Regions from separate parts of the Homo sapiens genome. Here region 1 is linked to region 2. A link is a loop called in an ENCODE intact Hi-C map of the cell type or tissue named here. Cell type or tissue: heart right ventricle. All regions are shown on one strand.

Region 1 (2,500 bases), 140 kb after region 2:
AGCTTCCACATAGCTTCTAATGCATAAATTAGTCTCAAAAAATATTGTTATCCTCCTCACCTTCCCCATGATCATCAGTTTGCTTACCTAGAAAATGGGATAATCATATGTGTATCACATGTGATAATGTATGCAAGAGCACTTTGTAAAACAGAATCTTATAATCTTGCAAGTATTAAGTATACCCTGGTAAAACATGGGCTATTAGGAGTAAGCAGAGTCTTTCAAAAGTCCTTAGAAATCTTTGGAGTTTTTCAAGTTTCTCCAACTTTGAATACAGATTCAATGTCAACGTCATCCTCCAGTGGAGAGCTATAGTCATTCTTTTGAATGGTGGGTCATGGGGAGGCTGGAAGGTGGAAGCAGAAGGTGAGATATTGAAATTGCCCCTTTGGAACTTGGTTCTGCCATCCTAGCTATGGAGGAAATGCCGATCCATCTGTAGCCAGTTGGGGAGAAAGAGCAAGAGACGGAAGCACTGCAGAAGAGCTGCCAGGAATTCATGAGGCTTTGCAAAGTTCATCTGTTTGATGATTGCCACAAATGGCAAAGAGAGCTGGGCCTCAGCTACAGAGAGGGAGGCTGACGGGGGATTGTCATTGCTAAGCCCTGGAATGTCTTTTGAGAATGGTTCTGAACTGGTCACTTCTCTTAATGGCTCAAGCGGGCCAACTGTGCAATGCCCACAGCTTCTACCAGCTCCTGCCAGCACCTACGCTGCCTGCCCATTTGTCCCTTAGCTAGAGCTGCATCATGGCAGCTCCCTCTGCAACCAGCAGACAGAAGGAGAGAGGTGAGGCCCTTCAGTGTGGCTTCAGGATGATCTGTCTACATTTGGTTTCCCCCTCAACCTGATCAGCATGCTAATAACTCCCTTCCTTCCTGCCAAAACTTTTTATTGAAAAATTAAACCATCTTGTCTTTATTTTAGATTGTAAACAGGCAAATTAATTTTATTGGTTAAACCACTCTGGAGGAAGAAGGGGGCTTTTTACCTTCCATGCCATGACATCATCTCATCTGTCACCTTTTAAAAGCCCTGTGTTTGAAATCAACCCTCTTGGCAGCCTCTGCACTGGGCGGTAGCAGCATTACAAAGAGAAGGGGGAAAAGGCCATAAAATGAACTGACTGTTGGAAATTTAGTGATATGGCTACAAAGAATCAGGCAGGAGAGCCAGACCTGTAACAGCTGCTCCAGTCTTAAGAGTCTCAGCTCTGGAGGCAGCCAGCTCCCAACACATCATACACTATGGCAGATGCCGACTGCAGCAGGAGCATTAGTGGTTATTAGAATGGGGATAAGGTTTGAAATTGTGTTTGGGCCAGTGTGTGAAGGAATGACTGTTCTCTTCCATTCAACCACTAGGGAAGTTAGAAACATCTAATCTAGGAAGGGGTGAGTTTCTTTCCTTAACTCTGCAAATGGTCTCTTCTCTCATATGATTCTCAGGTCCTTGGGCCTTGAAAAGTTTAATCAGCACACTTCTCTCCCTAGTATCTACTTCTACCATAGTCGAGGCTACCCTGTTTTCATTGCTAGGCTCCTATAGTCTTCTGATTGTCATGCTGTCTCGGGTCGAGATTCCTGAGAAAAAAACCATTGAGATGGAGATTTGTATGCAGAAAGATTACTGAGGACTGCTTCAGGAGTCACTAATGATGAGGAGTGAGGGTAGCAGGATCGGGCAGGAGGAGAACTGAAACTGTGATGCAGTTGCCATGAGACCTCAGCTGATCCCACAGGGAGCTCTGGAGCTCAGATAGCCCTTTAGAGCCACCTCAAATAAAGCCTTTGTAGCAATGCTGATTAGTCATCTGATGCCAGCTGTCTCCAGGGAGGGACATAGCCTCCCTGTGGCAGCTTCCTTACGCCAAGGGCTAGTCTCAAAAAGGGATTTAACTGTGAGTTGTCAGCAACCAACAGTTCTGTAGCTGGGGAGATGTGCCTCAGTCCTGAAGTGGGGACCTGGGATACACATCACGGTGTCTACTATCTACGCATCACGGTATCTACAAATGTGGACTGCTCCCCATTTGCTCTTGTGCCCTCACTGTCTGTTCTCTCTCCTGTATTCTGAATTATCTTTCCAAAATGCAGTTGAATATGCTTTCCTTCTGCTGATAAAGTCATCAATGATTTCTTATTGCCTCAAGGTAAAGATCCAAATCTTAAGAGCTTTGCAAGAACTGAATCAGTATGACTCTGCCTGGATTTCAGCCTCTTCTATCTCTATCTCTCTTAGTGTGTCTCTACACTTAGGCAAGGGCTACTGTGCATGCAGTTCTCACTCTCTGCCATGCCTTTCTCCCCCTCTCTCCCATGGTAGAGGTTTTCTTTTTCTTTTTCTTTTTGTCATCCAGTGTTCCACTCCTCTTCCTGGTTTTGGGAAATCCTATTATGTGACTCAAAAGGAGGGAAGCCTATCTCTTGGGCACCTGACCTAGGTTTGTACAGCTGGGAGTTTCCACTCCAGGCTTTGTATCTTGACTTAGTGACA
Region 2 (2,500 bases):
ATCTCAAACTCCCTATGCCAAAGGGAGACTTAAGCTTGGTAACTGAGTCATGCATAACAAACAAAAATTGCCTTCCTTTTGTTTCTAGATAGCTGCAACATAGAAGGCCACAGATCTCCCCAGGTGGCCTCCCTCACAAATTGCTCACAAGGAAAAATTCCTGTCGGACCCCAAATCTTTCAGAATACATGTGCCCCCTATGACCTAACCCTAAAATAGAATTCTGTTGAATCTTACCCTGACAGTGTAAATGAATAGCTTATCTTCACAGATACTAGACAAAAACAAGACTAGAAATCATCCTTCCTCCCACCCCAGGCAAATGCATAATTGACTTCTTCTACTCTATGTTTACTTAAGTAAGATGTAGATCTACTGAACACAAGATGAATGCATAACTGACTGTTCCTCTACTCCTTTGTTTCATATGTAAAATGTGAATTCAGTGACTGCTAATCAAAGCCTTACAAGAATACAACCAGTTGCCTCAATGCCTACCCTCCCTTTTTTTTTCCTCCTCCCCCACTCCCCTCTCTCCTCTTTAAATACAGAAGTCCTCAAACCCCTCTTTGGAAAAGGCGCACAGGCAGAAATCACACAGGCTCTTGTGATTTATTCCACCCCCCACCAGGAGTGTCTTTAATCTTGGCAAAATAAACCACAAAATTGATTGAGACTTGCCTCCACCTTTTTTGGTTTACGATGTCCAGTTCTCTTCTAAGATGAGTAAATTTCATATCCTCCAAATCTTGAGAAAATCGGTAGTCGCTATTGGGCAGAGATGGGAATATTCAGGGCAGGCTGGAAGTAGCAAGGGCAATGCTGACCAGCAGTGAGCCAGGGAGGGGACCAGCCACCATGTCACTTTTCTTAGCTACAGATAGTCTCATTAAAACAGCAAGAAATGTGAAAGTAACAGTTCTGTCACTAAACACCACAAATTGTCAGGAGCTCTGAGAACAGACCTCAAGGAAGTATCTGAAATGTTGGCAGAAAATGGGGAGAGGGAGTCTGGCTAGCAGCTTATGCTCAGAGAGTGTGTGTGTGTGTGTGTGTGTGTGTGTGTGTGTGTGTGTGTGTGCGCGCGCGCGCGCGCACACACGTGTGAGACAGACACAGAGACAGACAGAAGGAGGAGTTTAGAGATGAATGTGTCCTCACTCCCAGAGCCCCCTTTTGAATTCCTTATGTCTGTTTATGCCTCTAGAAGCCTCCCATTTACCCTCGTGTCCAGAATATTTGTCATTTTAAATTTTTATTGTTCTATCACCCATCCCCTTTCCCAACACACACACACACACACACACACACACACACACACCCTTCTTTTCCAATGACACTTGACGATCTCCTAGGATCTTGTACAATTGATAGCTAATGGCTTTCTTTAGATTTTCCAGTAAATATTTAGCACTAAAGTGTCTGTAGGTGGCACTCTTAGCTCTGATCACGGCTCTACCAACAGGAATGTGAGCTGGCTGTGGAGGAAGTATAGATGGATGCTGACTTCAGCTGGTTGGCTCTAGGATACGGAGCCCAAAGTAAGATTCAGTATCCCTTTGGCACCTGGAGGGAGTCCTTTCAACTCAGAGGTATTCCCTCAGGCTAACCCTAACTCCCTTTACCCATTGTCTGGAGGTTGGAGATTCACTCATTCACCAGTATAGCCTCTTCACTCCCAATTTCTAAGCAATCAACAGTTTATGTTCTTGTAGCCTTAGGGCCTAAGTATTAGGCTCCCCCATGGTGGGAATCCTAGGCGTTCCAATGCTCTGCACTGTGCTTTTGGCTTCCAAGGAGATCCTACTACTGGAGTGTAATCCCCTGGATACATCTCCCTGCTGAAGAAAAAAAGTTGAAAAGCACAACAGCTATGAATCCATACCCGTTAAAACCATTGGTGACTTGGTGGAGTTTCTGAAAACATGCCTTTAGTGGGTAGTTCTCTACCTCTCCTTTTACTTCTCATTAACAAATAAATAGCAAACATGAAACCTGAGACAGGAGAGGTGGGGGAGGAACCATGCAATTCTTTCAGCTGCATTTGTGGTTCAAATAGAAGCAAGGAATGCTATAAATGTTCTGACAAGGATTGAAGATATTTTTATAGTGACAGATGCACATGTGGGAGGCTGCCTGTGGTACCATTTTTGGAAGGAAGGCTCCCAGCTTCCAGGGTCATTAAAGTCAGGTGTTCTTCCTTGCTTTTGCATTAACCTCTGGTTGGAAAGAAGGCTTATGTTCTGCCCAGATCAGATTGGCCTCACTGGTGGGAACAGACTTGTGCTTAAAAAGAAAGCCCATCCTGGTAAAAACAAAACAAAAACAAAACACAAAACAGACTGGAGTTTATTGTGAGCTGATAACAATAGATTGGCTTAAACCCTCAGCTTTGTTCTCTGGGCCCAGAAGACCTGGAAAGACCTGGAAGTGGTTATAATGGTTTGTGAACTGCTAGCAGCCTGCAGCCCAGACCTAGGAGAAGTGCCTGGAATGCTGA

Evidence for each region. A loop is a pair of places that touch in the nucleus more often than their neighbours do. Peaks named below come from ENCODE experiments on the same cell type or tissue, not always from the same donor. Only the 100,000 strongest peaks of a DNase experiment are listed, where the experiment ranks them.
Region 1: a loop joins it to region 2, with 5 times the contacts of the local background. A loop is called at or near these places in 40 of 110 quality-filtered maps.

Annotation. Positions count from the first base shown.
Region 1 is chr9:7,541,159-7,543,658 of GRCh38, forward strand. It overlaps the pseudogene PPIAP33. Among named protein-coding and RNA genes, the nearest start is that of DMAC1, 260 kb to the right of the region's middle. In heart right ventricle, no CTCF peak of the experiment used is centred here; no DNase peak of the experiment used is centred here.
Region 2 is chr9:7,400,780-7,403,279 of GRCh38, forward strand. No RefSeq gene overlaps it. Among named protein-coding and RNA genes, the nearest start is that of DMAC1, 400 kb to the right of the region's middle. In heart right ventricle, a CTCF peak has its summit at 1,443 (motif pointing right); no DNase peak of the experiment used is centred here; H3K27ac peaks cover 915 bases.